Regions from separate parts of the Mus musculus genome. Here regions 2 and 3 are each linked to region 1. Evidence: chromatin loops called from intact Hi-C (ENCODE). Cell type or tissue: heart. All regions are shown on one strand.

What was found. Peaks named below come from ENCODE experiments on the same cell type or tissue, not always from the same donor. Only the 100,000 strongest peaks of a DNase experiment are listed, where the experiment ranks them.
Region 2: a loop joins it to region 1, with 2.1 times the contacts of the local background. A loop is called at or near these places in 2 of 42 quality-filtered maps.
Region 3: it touches region 1 in a loop (14-fold over the local background); 7 of 42 quality-filtered maps call a loop at or near these places.

What each region holds. Positions count from the first base shown.
Region 1 is chr10:9,010,537-9,015,536 of GRCm38, reverse strand. Gm51794 (a long non-coding RNA gene) reads right to left here. Exons shown (of 3, transcript XR_003948990.1): 2 at 1,605-1,888. Among named protein-coding and RNA genes, the nearest start is that of Gm51794, 4.3 kb to the right of the region's middle. In heart, no CTCF peak of the experiment used is centred here; a DNase peak (open chromatin) is centred at 2,546.
Region 2 is chr10:9,069,515-9,074,514 of GRCm38, reverse strand. No RefSeq gene overlaps it. Among named protein-coding and RNA genes, the nearest start is that of Gm51794, 63 kb to the right of the region's middle. In heart, CTCF peaks have their summits at 2,475 and 2,675 (motif pointing right); no DNase peak of the experiment used is centred here.
Region 3 is chr10:9,751,425-9,756,424 of GRCm38, reverse strand. It overlaps Stxbp5 (syntaxin binding protein 5 (tomosyn)), which reads left to right. Exons shown (of 26, transcript NM_001081344.2): 26 at 1-878. Among named protein-coding and RNA genes, the nearest start is that of Gm31471, 55 kb to the right of the region's middle. In heart, a CTCF peak has its summit at 1,376 (motif pointing right); no DNase peak of the experiment used is centred here.

The DNA.
Region 1 (5,000 bases):
GAGATCCTTCTAAAGCCCTGGTGTAGACATGTCTAAGTGGCTCCATCAAGCCTTTTCCAGCTTCACCTCCCAGTGTTTGGCTGCTAGATGCTCCCTGTAATCATTCCCAGGCAAGCGCACTGCTTCATTGCAAGAGTGAAGACAGCTAAGGGCAGAGCTAGGGACAGCATGGAGCCCCTTCCACAGCTGTGCTTTCCCTTGCTCCTTCCCGTCTTCTCCTTCCCTTCCTTCCCACATCTCTGCCACCACCCTGAGTGTGGCTGATGACAAATAAGGAAAGGAAGGCACGGAGAGAGCAAGGGTAGGATTGTTTTGATGATAATAAATTTGGCAGGTGATTTTTACACGTACAGAGTCATCTTCTCATAACTGAGATCAGGAACTGTATTCCTCCCAGGAGGGAAAAAACCCACTTATATGGACGTGTTTATGTTTGGGAATAATAATATTTGTCCATGTGAAAATATGTGTGATTCATTTCTGTCATGCCATATGGCTTATTGCTATTCATAATCCAAACAGTAGCAGCTGCTGCAGAATGTGAGAGTTTACGCGGAGTGAAAAAATGGGCTAACTATTGCATGCTATTGCATGCTATTGCATGCTATTGCATGCTATTGGGGGCTATTTCCTTGCTAGAAGCGTACGTTCCAATCGCTTCCATTCACAACAAGGCTCTTCATTAACCTCTCAAAAAACGACTTTTCTATCCACTCTCATTCTGTCTAATAGAGAGACTCTCGTTCAACTCTACCCCATCTTAGCTGGTCCCCCTTCTACTCTGGGACCAGGAAAGTGTTCGCCTCAAAGCAGTTGGCAGCTGAAGGTCTCAGTTTGGATTTTGTTGACTGATGACAGCTGACAGAAAAAATTACAGCAAATGTCCCACCTGTCTTGCAAGTTCTCCACTATGGCCTCCTCCGTGGCTGAACGACACTGTGTGTTTGTGGTTAATCAGACACGTGGGGACAGTGAGTGAGGTAGCCAGTGATTAACACTACCACCACCACCAAGCCCCAGGCCCACTTGCCAAGACTCTGACGTAATGGAAAATGTGGAATAACGCTTTTTCCTGGCCATTTAAGTGTGGTTTGCCAAAACCCTTGAGATTAAGAAGGAAGCAATTTGTGGGATACATGCTGGATGCTATGGTAGAAACTGCTACAATCAACAATATAAAATAGACCAAGTTTCACAAGAAAGAGATATCCACAGGGTTTGTTTAAGCCTCTAAAAAATAACCTTGAGTAACCCTAAAAGCTGAAGGTTTTTTTTTAATAGTTTTTATGCTGACTCTATATTTAGACTATAGAAAATAATTCTGACCAAACACTCGGAGGCTTGTAGCCCAAGTGAGAGTATTACATAAAATTACCCTGATTTTCCATTTCAGATGGTTTGTCACAATGATAACGAGCCTTCACACAAAGGGTCACTGATCTCAGGTTACTTTCATGTATATTATAAGTGATTGACTTTTTCCCAGGACGAGCAGTCAGGTGACCCAAATCAATGGCGATCTGTGAGCCTGGAATGGGAGAATCTCTGTGCCCTAAGCTTTGTTCTGGTCCCCTCACAGCAGGTATCCCTAATTTCCAACTTACATCAGTCTTCTTCTTGGAGCCATTTGTCTTCTTCGGATGTTTATTGGTTGATCCTCTAAGTAGCTGCTGCTTTTATCAGAAGTTATAATAGGGTCATTTTTCAATGTCCTTGGCCTCACTTGGCAACAAGAGAGCAAATATAGTCTCCCATAGGGCAGTTCCATACTGAGCCTGTAAGCACATTCTTTCAGCACAGAATGACATGGGTACTCGGCCATCCATGGGAAGAGGCGGTGACATGAACTTCAATGTGCCCTCACTGTCTGTTTCCCATCAGCCTTTGCCTGCAGGAAAGATGGTGTAATTGTTTCATAGGCTGCTTTTCCCCAAAAGGAATCTATGACATCATTCCCAAATCACATTTTATATTCACAGTCTCCCTCCCTCCTTCCCTCCCTCCCTCCCTCCCTCCCTCCCTCCCTCCCTCTGTCTCTGTCTCTGTCTCTGTCTCTGTCTCTGTCTCTGTCTCTGTCTCTCTCTCTCTCTCTCTCTCTCAGTATGTATATATGTGCATGTGTGTGTATGTGTGTGTGTGTTTCTCATGTCTATACCTCTTTAATCATAAGCAGCTTGATTGAGACCACATGGTAACCGTCCCTAGATCCCCATGATGTGACTGTAGGGAAGCATGCACTCATATGCCTTCTAATAGTAGATGCCTTAAGTCCCCACTGCTTGTTGTACCTCTCCCCCCAACCCCAGAAAAATCTTCCCGTGTATGTGCAACCCTGACAACTCCCCAACCAGACCTGAGAGCAGGTAGTGATCATCTGAGCAGGGCCTAGTCCCACCTGCCTCAGCCTGGTGACATGGGCACCCTGTTTTCTCACCCACACCTGACATCTAGTCACTGGAAGCTTGAACACACACTGAGAAAGAGGCTGCTTCTGAATAGTCTTTCAGTGGAGTGGTCTGCTCAAATACAACTGCCCCAGCACGCCCCCTGGTGGTGATGCTGAGCAAGCTCGGCCTTCTGTCTTTCATGACCTCAACGTTCCCTCCAAGACACTGAGTAGTAGCATTTATGGCTTCCAAGAACCCTAGACACTTGCACATTTGTAGACCCCTTCTGCTATAATATATACATATGTACATATATACATATCATATACATACAATTATGCTAGTGTAAAAACGATATTATATATTAAGTGTTGTCTTTAATGCTGTAACATGAAATTGACACCTTTTCATGGTCCTCTAAAACATTGTGGGGCTTTAGCACTGAGCTCAGAGCACCCTAAAGATAATTTGACTCCTCACAGAAACACCTCTTCCACATTACATCGCTGTTCCTCAAACTTCAGGTTTTGTAAACTACATTTACAGATTTTAAATTTGTTTGCTTGCTTACAATGCTGAGACTAAAGCTCAGAATGTCACCAATGCTATCCAAGACTGTTAGCACTGAGTGCTGCCTTAAAATCTAAACACGCATGGGCTTCATTGTGCCTCTCCCTAGATTTCATCCAGGGCAACTTTAGAGCTTTCTACTTCAAAGTTGGAATAACTTTTTTTTTTTAAGTTTGTTACCAGAGTAAGACCAATATCAACTGCCATAAGTTGAAAACCCCAATCAATACAAATTTAAAGTAAATGCATGTCTATTTTTTCTAGTTCTGTTTATTCATGGTCCAACAAACTGGAGTGTCTCTCCCCTGTACCCAGCCTGTTTGTTATTAGAGACTGGATCTATCCCTGCCTCAAAGCAGTCCACCCTGGCTAGAGATGTTTATTTACTCAAAGTCTGCCCACTGACAGCCACCTCTGTCTGAAGCAAAAGAACCAGCCAGACCTGCCCAACTGGACTGCACCTGGGCAGACCAGATTCCCATGGAGGCTACTATTCATGTGCTGCCACAATTCTGGCTCCACCATTTCCCAACAGGGCAGCCCTTCCCAAAGTTCCACGAGTATCCCTCCCTGTGTGGATGGAAACATCTCATCTCTGCACTGGTCAATCTGAGACCCACTGGTACATTTCTCTAGAGTGGTGGTTCTCAACCTATAGGTCTCGACACCCACAAGGGTCACATTTCTGAGTATTTTGTGTATCAGATACTGACAGTCCCATTCACAGCAGTAGCAAAATTAAAGAAATAGCACAGAAATCATTTTACAGTTGGGGGTGGGTCACCACAACATGAGAAGAACTAAATTGTTCCTTTTACATTGTTTTCATTTATTTAAATTTCAACTCTAGCATATAGTCAGCAGTTAGCACATGACACAGGGCATCTTACATGCTAGATTTTTTTTAAAGCTCATTACATCCTTCCCAGGTTTGAGATCTCTGTCCCGGAGCCAGTGAGAGTTCAGTGGGCAAAAATAGTTGCCAAGCAAACCTGATGGCCTGAATTCAATCCCCAGAACCCATCTAAAGGGGCAGGAAAGAACCAATCTCATATAGTTGTCCTGTGATATCCATGCACTTACACACACTAATCATACATACACACAAATACACAAACGTTGCTGCTGCGGGTGATGATGGTGGTGGTGGTCCTGGAGATGATGATGATGGTAATCACGACGTTGGTGATAGTGATGATGGTGATGGTGGTAGTATTCTCCTCGTTTCCCTCAGATTTATCATGCCAGAGTCAAGCGTATTTGTGAAATAGCAGTACTTTGGCAGTTTTTAGTTACACCCTTGAGTAAAAGAAGGCTCTGATAGGAGGAAGTAGGAACAGAATAAAGAGCCGTCTATACACAGGAAAACCTTATAGAGCTGCGCATAGCTAGGAAGCAAAGGTAATTTCCTCTTGATTTTCTTTTTTTATTATTTATCCTATTTTATGACTATAAGTGTTTAACTATTTGTGTGTGTGTGTGTGTGTGTGTGTGTGTGTGTGTGTGTATTGCGTGTGTGTCTGATGTCCACAGAGGCCAGAAGAAGACGTCAGCTCTCCTAGGACTGAAGTTGTGAGTTGCCATATGGGCACTGGGAACTGAACCCAGGTGATCTATGACAAGTTATCTCTCCACCAGTGAAAGGAGCCAATTCAAGCCAGATTAATACATAGAGGACTTATTGGAAGCTGTTCTCGGGCTGCTGAGTTCACCAGCCCCAAGGAAGGAGGCCAGGGACGTAGCCATGGCAGGGAAGACACAGGGGAGGGAGAAGAGAAAGAAACAAAGACATCGTTCACAGAGAAAGAGGGGAAGAAGGAGAAAAAGAGAGGGTGAGGCCAAAATGTCCAGATTTTATAGGGAAGAGCCTCTGGGGAATGGGCAGCCCAGCCCCTGGGCTGGGAAGTTCAGGGTTGGGGCCAGGGTCTGCCAGGAAGGGGCTGAGGTTTGCTGGGAGATCTTGGTGACCAGGTCTGCTTTGGTGTGTAAAGTAGGCACCGCAGTCCTTGTCCCAGACTCTGAAAAGGAACATGCGAAGCACCC
Region 2 (5,000 bases), 59 kb before region 1:
ACTAGACACTAAAATAAAAATAAGTAGATTATCTTTTTAGCAGAAGAGGAGGAGGAAAAGAAGAAGAAGAAGAAGAAGAAGAAGAAGAAGAAGAAGAAGAAGAAGAAGAAGAAGAAGAAGAAGAAGAAGAAGAAGAAGAAGAAGAAGAAGAAAAAGAAGAAGAAGAGGAGGAGGAGGAGGAGGAGGAGGAGGAAGAGGAAGAGGAAGAAGAAGAAGAAGAAGAAGAAGAAGAAGAAGAAGAAGAAGAAGAAGAAGAAGAAGAAGAAGAAGAAGAAGAAGAAGAAGAAGAAGAGGAAGAGATACTGACATCTCATTTTGTTTATCAGTTTCCTCACAGGGCCCCATAACCATTGCCATGTCTCTCATACCTAAGATGCATGTGTTAAAATTCTGGCCAGAAGGTCTTGTGTACAAATGATGCTTTCATCGGGCCAGAGGACCTTAGCATCACTTTAGAAGAATTCCTATAGTAATCAGACTCCATACTCTAACACGTCATCTAATCTCTGTTGCCTGGAAGCCATAACCCTGATAGCAGCATTCTGAGAAGCAAGGGGGACACCAAGCAAAGGCCTGGAGAAGGGTCTTTCTCCCTCCAGCTGCCATGACACCAGACTCCAGGGAGAACCACCCTTCCTACTGTTCCAGATTTGGGTCAGTGTCTGTTTTCTGCCCTCCCCCTCTCCCTTAGCCCTTGCCTGCTTACAGCATTTGTGTTGTTCACCTTTTAGAAAGCTTTGGACAAGCTAGTAGGACTTAATTAAAAGTCTGGCCCTCTCTTGAATGGATATATTTTCCATAGTAGAATGCATTCCAATTGCCTTCTATGCTATAATTGTACTAGGAGAGAGGTGAAGGCAGACTCTATGCAAAGCAAGAGTTCTCTGGTCAAGGAGTGATAGATACAATTTGACTCTTGCTTCTAGTTTCTCTTGTGGCATACGAAATATGATCTTCATTCTGATTTAATTTTCTGATTGTTTATTATCCAACTCTACATGCATTTTAAGGCCCCCTTAAAGCTAGCTGCTTTGTGCCACCTACTGTTTGGTATAGTTCTTAATAGCCTATAAACATAGTTGTGTTACTTGTAGTTACTTATAGAAGGTCAGCCCCAGGGGCAGGGACTATTTCTTACCCATCTTCATGTCTTCTACATCCCTAGAACCTACCAGAATAGCTGTACCAACACTGGAACTAATAAATGTCTGGTGATAAGGGGAGGGAGAAAGGGAGGCAGGGAGAGAGGGAGGGGAAGAAGAGGAGGGGAGAAATGGAAAGAGAGAAAGAGAGACATGGGGCAGAGAAGGAGGAGAGAGAGAAGAGAAAGAAGAGAGGGGAGGATGAGAGCGAGAGAACAGGCCACATAACTAGAGGAAACCCTGAAGGTATGTTGCATGCCATAGCATCTTTCAACTAAAGTACTTGTGTGCCTCTGAATGAAGGTCATCTGCTACTGAGGGATCTGCCCAGGGTGTGAGTGGTGGTGAGGAGAGAGATCATAATTTTTCTCTCTACCTCTGGCTTATCTCCAAGATGTGTTTGCCTGGTCACTAAGCCCACTCCGCTCAGAGCTAGGTGCCCCTTAGACTGTACAGGAGTGGAGGTTTGCTTCTAGCCATGCTAAGAGTAAATATCCATTTAACCAAACAAATAATTCAACAAATGATGGGCAAATTTAATAGAAATGGTACTCCTGGTAGAATTTCCAATGTAGGTAAAACGGATTTGAGAAAGTACCCTTGGAAACTAATTATGATTTCTTGGATAGTTTTTCTCGGAAAAAGCATTTTCAGTTGCAAATGACTAAGCTCTACGTAAATGTTTGTGACGTGCTCAGTCATACGCCAAGGACTGGTTGTATTGTGTTTGTAGTCCATCTGGGGCCGTGAGGAAAGAAGGAAAAAAATCAAATCATCAACTGGATAATATCACCATTGGGAACAACAAACCCAAAGCAACAAAATGGTCTATAATATGGAATATCATGTCAGAATGCTGATAAACATGCTTTACAGTTTGTGGCATTTGTAGGCTGGCTTGAAGTCTACAAGGAAAACTGTTTAGGCATGGAACTGGGGAGAGGGTAGGGTCAGGATGGAACTGGGAAGAAGGTAGGGTCAGGATAGAACTAAGAAAAAGGTAGGGTCAGGATAGAACTGGGAAGAAGAGAGGGTCAGGAGGGCCGGGAAAGATGAGTCCAGGGCATGGAAATTGGGGAGGAGCAAACCATAGTTTAGAAGAGTATAACATTTTCAAAATATAAACAATCTCAAGCCCACAGGGAATTGGAAGACATAATTAATAAAAATCCTCACATGTTAAAAAAAAGTCTTGAAATTGTGTTGCATGAGTCTACTAGGCTGCATTTTCTAATTCCCAGGGAGTGAGATACCATGACTTACAAATTCAGTCAAAAATGTGAATGGCGCTGTGTGGTATGCCACTTAAAGAGTGCTTTAGTGATCGCTCAGGACCTTTAAAAAATGCAGCAGAGCTTCATGGATGCACTGAGAATGGATTGGTGGTGGACGTGCCTAGATCATAGATTCATGCTTCCTAGGAATTTTCTATCCTTCTTTTGAATGTACTATGTTATCCAATTCAGTCCTTCAAAGTGAACTGAAGACAGAAGGTAGACTTTCAGAATTTTGAAACTATCCCTTAACACAAGGGGGCGCGACGGAGCCGTTGCTATTGGCTTCCAAAAATCAGTGACTAAGAACACAAGAAAACAAAACAGGCAGCTTCCTCAAAAATAATCCAGATAAAGACAAAATTCCCTAAAACTAAAATCATGTGGTCAAAGGCTCTGTGCTCAATTATATCTTTGAGTGTCTGAGTACTTTTCATTTCACATCTATGTACACACACACAATTATTTTGCTAATGTCTTTAATAATACCTTTTATGTTATTGTGAACTTATTAGTGATTTTCAGTTAAGACAAGATAGGTAATTACCATGTAGTTATAACAATAAACACATAGGTACCATTAACATGGAGTTGACAAATGCAAACTGTATGTATGTGTGTTGCACGCTATGACTTTTCTATAGGTGTCCAGCATGAAATGGTGAAAATCAAGCTAAACAGGATATGCTTACCCATAAACTGGATGTGTTATTTGGGGTTGCAAGAATTGCTAACGTTTCTTCGCAATCCATTGCTGTTAAAAATAATTTAATGACCCTCCAAATTAGATGTCTATAATTGTTAATACTTCTTTTACTGAGGATATAGTCTGCTTGCTAAATAATTCTTTTGTATGAATTCCTTCTCCCTGTTTTCTTTTTTTCTTTTTCTTTTTTGGTTGAGGCTGAGGTGGTTGCTTGGCTTTGGGTTTTTTTTTTTTTTTTTAGAATTTAGTACATGAATACAGTGTTTACATCACTCACCCCTCCTCTTCCCCCCCCCAATTTGTTCCCATGATCCTCTTCATACTCCTGACTTCCTCTTCTTTATTACTGTTACATGCATGCACACATTTTATACATACACACACACACATCACACACCACACAGTCTACTACGTTCGTTCAGTGTTGCTTATATGAATATGTGTTTAGGATTTACCACTTGGGATTAGGTGAGCTATCAGGAAGCTCATGCCTAGGGCAGCCCATTTCTCCCTCTCTCTGCAGCCATCGATTGCTGTAGCTCTTCACCTAAGGGTAAGGCTCTGTGAGATGAGTTCTTTCATTTTATAGAGCATATGTACTTCCAACGGAAGGGAAGTCACAGTCCTTCAGTTTGTAACGCAAAGCCGAAGCACAGGTTGCTAATTTTTTTGTCATGTTTGTATGTTAAGTAAACTTGATTTATGTTTCTTAATAAGTGAATGGTAACGACTGATGCTGAACTGCTAACCAAATACTTCTTCCTTTAAAAATGCAAGACGTCTTTGACTGCCCCACACCACACCCCACACCCTGTTGAAGCTCAAACCTCTCAAACTGCTTTGCAGATAGTGACAAACATTAAAGCCTTTTTCTCCAGGTACTCTTAAGAATTTATTAGCTACCAGAGCGATTGTGTGCTATCAGTAAATGAAAAAAATAAAATTCAGGGATATGTTTAAAATCCTACTTGCTAAGAGTCTAATTTTTTTCAGGGACTGAACACAAATTTTCAACTGGAAATGTCCCCCTCTTCAGAGGAGGTGTGAAGGCCCTAACTCTGACCCTTGTCCTACCTCATCCTTCACTTCAGGCTCCCAGAAAATCTGTTTATTTGTAAAGCCACCTTGCTCTGGAGATAAGGATGGATTGAAGATATCACCTGCCTGGGTGTATTTTGTACAGTAGCACAGCCCTTCCGTTAGCCTTATCCCCCTGACCTTTCTTAGCAACTAGAAGTCTCGGGCCTTTCATACAAGCACCAGACATCACGGGCCACCTAAACATACAGAGCTGCATGACATGATCTTCAGACTCCCTCATCCCTGGTTTAGGGAGAGAGATCATGGGACACGGGGACACGGGGTCGTGTGAGGGAAGCAGGCCATTTCCATCACGGGCAACCCACTCTGCTGGGCTACAGCGCACTGTCCTCCACAGTGATGAGCTCGGAAGAAGGTGTTTGCCCTGAAGCGTGTCCCTTAAACGTGGTAATTATTTTTCTTCAAAGGGAAAAGGCAGTCAGTATCATTCGCTGGCTCACCAGCTTTTTCTCCTTGATGACAACAGTGAGTTCGGCCTGATTTCCTATTCTCCACAATCACTGAGCAGAGAAGAAGCAGCCATTAGCAGGGGTTCCCAGTTGACCTCCAGCTAAATTGTTGTTCCTTTCCCTTTTTGCCTTTCTTTCAGACTGAGAGGGGGAGGAGAGAGCAGCTCTATCTAAAACGGGGAGGTAAAGGGAAGCAAGCAGGTGCAGGCTGTCTGACAAAGGATGGAAGAATCTTGAGGGGACAGTGTTCTTAATCTGACGGCTCTTCTAGCTGTCCTGGCTTTTGAGTGTGTGAATAGAAAAATGAGTTATTACAGCTGTTCAGCCC
Region 3 (5,000 bases), 740 kb before region 1:
TAAGGTATAAATAGTGTCAACTCATTGTAGGTCATTTGACTCAGGCATTTAAAATGGGTGTAGGTTAATTGTGGGATTTTATTTATGTGAGTTTGGGGTTTTGATTATTTTTTTATAGCACTTGTATTTTGTTATCCAAACTTTGCTCCAATTGAAGAGAGTGTACTGTGTTTCTGACAGACTTAGATGCACTAAGAAGTAATGAAAAGATGAGAAATAGTGGCATCATTTCTTTCCTTCTTTCTTTTCTTTTTTTGTAAATAGCTATGTGATACTTTAGGTGTGACCTCTACTTAACATGGTAGCTAGTCTAGGGAGGGGAGCACTGTCTAGTTACACTTCCTTTCATTGTAAACGTGTTTCAAAAAAAAAAACAGTTATAAAACAGACAGACTTAGTTTCCTAGGGTTGTCCATGCGGAGGGCAAGCATGCATCCAGACTGCTAGCCTGTCTGTCAACACCGTACGCACTGTTCATCTCCTGCATTTTCTCTTTACGTTCGCTCAGTGCAGAACTGTTTCTAAAATAATTCCTGGAATGTGCTTTTGGAGTACAGTTTTTTTTAATTATCTGTGTAGTGTTTCATTTTTTTTTAAGAAAAAAAAAAGCACTATTGCAAACCCTGAAAAACATCCTCAGACTTTGTAGTTCTTTTGCGTTTCTGTAACTTAATGAGAAAAAAAAAATACTGTCATCACAGCAAATAGGTTCAAAATTAGGTGATGAAATATTTTTGTAAATAAATACCATTAAGCTGGTATTTTGAGAATGTATTACAAATTAATGTTTCTGAGAAATGTTCCTATATATGTAAATGAATTTCTTTGCTGAAGAGCTCTGATTGGGCAAAATAAAATACTCTAATCTCTTCTGAAACAAAAAAGAAGCCCTCTTTTTGGAAATTTGTTTTAATGTTTTTCTGAGTTGTAGAATTATCACATTAGTTAAAGAAAATAAGCCGATATATATGTGTGTATGTATATACACACACATACATACACACACAGATATACATATATACATATATGGGTTGGAATGGAGCCAAGAACTAGATCTAAATGCACACACATAACCAGGGAGTCTTATTAAGATACTGGTTCTGAGTCCATGTGTGTGAGCAGGGTCTGAGTTGACATCTCTGAAAAGGTCCACTAAAAAAAAAAAAAAAAACAGTGTATTGGTGTATGGAACATCCTTGAGTAGTGAAGATAATGGATATCTCCATAGTTAGAATTTTCTAACCTATTTGTTGTTATCAGTGTGTAACTACTTGCACCAAATTAATGGATCTAGAATAAAGTCTCTCAGGGAATGCTGACGGAATTCTCATGCTTGTTTCTAGATTTCTGCCTCTTAGTGTGATACAAAACTGGCCCACATGGGGGCAGTCATGTCTTGGACAAGAAGTCCTTACAGTAATTTCCAAGTTAGAAAGGCTTTCATGATATATTCTTTTTTATCTGAAAACTTATACAACACATCATTTTATACTATCGCTCAGTAATGTAGATCATTTCATATTGGCCTGACTGATTATCAAAAGTTTTAGTACTTTCATACTTAAGTACAAATTTGAAAAAAAAAAGATTTTCTTCTGTCTCGGGCCATGCTTTCTATTTGAGTGTCCTGTGTTAAGTGGCACTGTGTCATTCGATGCTTTGGGGTAAAAGAGCCTCCTTGGTCTCACCGTTCCTAGGACTCTGTGGGAAGATTCTAACATTCTTCCATTAACTTAAAGTTAATGCTCTTTGCAGTTTCTGGGTCAAATGTTGCTGTCGTGGGTGCCCGATTAGAAGTGGTTAAAATGTGTGCTGTTGAACACCCAAGATACAATTGCAAAACATTAGAAAATCAAGAAGAGGGAAGACCAACAGGTGGATACTTCATTCCTCCTTAGAAATGGGAACAAAATACCTATGAAAGGAGTTACAGAGACAAAGTTTGGAGCTGAGATGAAAGGATGGACTATCCAGAGACTACCCCACCCAGGGATCAATCCAATAATCAGCAACCAAACCCAGACACTATTGCATATGCCAGAAAGGTTTTGCTGAAGGGACCCTGTTATAGCTGTCTCATATGAGGCTATGCCAGTGCCTGGCAAATACAGAAGTGGATGCTCACAGTCATCTATAAGATGGAACACAGGGCCCCCAATGGAGAAGCTAGAGAAAGCACCCAAGGAGCTGAAGGGGTTTGCAATAGGTGGAAAAACAATATGAACTAACCAGTACCCCCAGAGCTCATATCTCTAGCTGCATATGTAGCAGAAAATGGCCTAGTCAGCCATCACAGGAAAGAGAGGCCCCTTGGTATTCCAAACTTTATATGCCCCAGTACAGGGGAATGCCAGGGCCAAGAAGTGGGAGTAGGTGGGTAGGGGAGCAGGGCAGAGGGAGGGTATAGGAAACTTTCCAGATAGCATTTGAAATGTATATAAGAAAATATCTAATAAAAAAAATGCTTCAAAAAATGTGTGCTGTTGCTTAAAAGATGTATGCATCTTTTTAAACAAGAAGAATTCTCTGAGTGATTTTCAAACTTTATTTCCTCCATTTGTCTTGCTTATACTTTTAAGTGCTAATCACTCTTAAAAGACAAAATTAAGGCATGAAATACATTTTATTAATTAAAACAAGTTTCAGAGGCAAAAAGAAAAGTACTTGTTACCAAAGACATGTGAGGACTTCGCATAATGTGAAGCTGGAGTTCTGGATTAATACTGTATACATCTTCCTCCAAATACAAGCCCCTCTAGGCTCTGTGTTGACTCCCCACCTCACCTTGCTCCTTCATCCCACCCATCCCTGACTGCCTCACCCTGCTCCTTCATCTCGTCCATCCCTGACTGCCAAGTCTCTCAACCCAACTTGCACAAGCTTTGCAGTTCACTGAATTCATTTTAAGAAATCTTCTTTGCTCACTTAGTAGAAAATACTCCTAATTCCCTTTCTTGGGGACTTACTTCTGAATATTGGGTAAATGTAGAAATATCGTCTTATGAACACAATGGGATCCCTACTGCTTGCAACATTCAAACACTCAAAAACCCACACCAATAAACAATTAAACGCAGACTGCATTGGGCCAGCTTGGCACTGGAGGCAGGCAGTGGTGTAGAGAGAGCCCTGTGCTGTTGCCCTCAGCCCTTGGTCTTGCTGCCTCAGTAGGACTCAGCCAAATCATAGCTGTGTTCAAAATCCCAGGATTCCAAGAAATCCTGGCACTGGATACTAAATTAAGCTATTGTGCTCAAATCTGAATGAGAGGATTTCATGGAAAAGAAAATGTCTAAATCCAGACTGTGGGACCATAAGTCCTCTCTCCTGCCTTCATCAGAATTTCTGTTAGGAAGCATGGGGGACAGGGCACTGCTATGAGAATTTGTATTCTCCAGAAGTCCCTAGGTGGGTTGGTATGCTAGTCCAGACAGCTCTGACCTACAGCCATGCTATAGATCAGTTTCTTGAGTCACAGAGAATCAGTATAACATCTGAACCAATGTAACAGATAAGTGAGTGAAAGTAATTGATATACCTCAACATACGTACAAATGCATAAATTCCTAAAAACTTAAAAAATATTCTCAAGATTACAAAACAGAACAAAACAAGCAAACAGATCTTGGGGTGTCCTCTCCTTCAAGCACAGACTCCCTACCAGGGCTTTAATATCTGAACCCTTCGGGTAAGACCCAGTTCATATGTGTCCCATTGAGTGAAACTAATAAGATGGCCCTAAATGCTACTCCCTGAGTCACACTTGAAAGTATACAGGTCTATTCTGTTTAAATTTAAATAGTTAGAGTTTGGGTGCATTTTTAAATGCTATAGAAATTAAATTCTTAAAATTTTATAGAATTTAAAGTTAATATATATTTCATAACCTTACTGGAAATCTGTTGGAAGCTTTATTTTCCTGCTAACAAAACCCCAAAATACATTTTTTTTGACTAACGGGCAAATGAATTTACCTCAGCTTTCAGTGAGTGTGTAAAGAGTGGGGGCCCGTGTGTACAAATGCCAAGTCCATCAACCTGCTTATGCAGACCCCAATTCTGTTCTAAGTTTGTCATTGATACTAATCGCCCTACATATCTGATTGATACTAACCTCCACTGGTCTGAGTTTCATTAATTGTAAAACTGCTATCTATGCTGGTCTGCCTTACTTTGGATAGAACCCATAACTTCTAAGGATCATTAGACGAACAGAATTTAAATGTTGGGTCTTATATTTTCAAAATTAATGTGTGTGTGTGTGTGTGTGTGTGTGTGTGTGTATAGTGCATATGTCTCTGTGTGCATGCATGTGTGCATGTGTGTGTGAGTGTATACGAGCATATATATGTATACATGTGTGTGTGTAGTCCATATATCTGTGTGTGTGCATGAATGTGTGCATGCGAGTGTGTGTAGTGCATATGTTTGTGTGTGTATTCCATGCATGTGTGAGTGTGTATGTGTGTGTGTATGTGTGTGTGTGTGTGTGTGTGTGTATAGTGCATATGTCTCTGTGTGCATGCATGTGTGCATGTGTGTGTGAGTGTATACGTGCATATATATGTATACATGTGTGTGTGTAGTCCATATATCTGTGTGTGTGCATGAATGTGTGCATGCGAGTGTGTGTAGTGCATATGTCTGTGTGTGTATTCCATGCATGTGTGAGTGTGTATGTGTGTGTGTGTGTGTGTGTGTGTGTGCTGAACACTGAGGCCAGAAGAGGGCGTTAGGTCCCCTGGAAGTTTAATTACAGTTGTGAGCCACCTGGCATGGATGCTGCGACCCTTCTTGTTCTGGACGAGCAGGAAGCACTCTTAGTCACTGAGCCTTCTCTCCAGCACAGAGGCTTTATCACCACAACGACGATAATTCCTTAGAAGTTATAGGAAAGAAATGTGTTTTGAATTTGGAAGAATGAGTTTTAGGGTAATCGGGATCAACAAACCAGTATAAGTACAGCCATGCTCAGAATCAAAACCATTGATTATGGTCAAG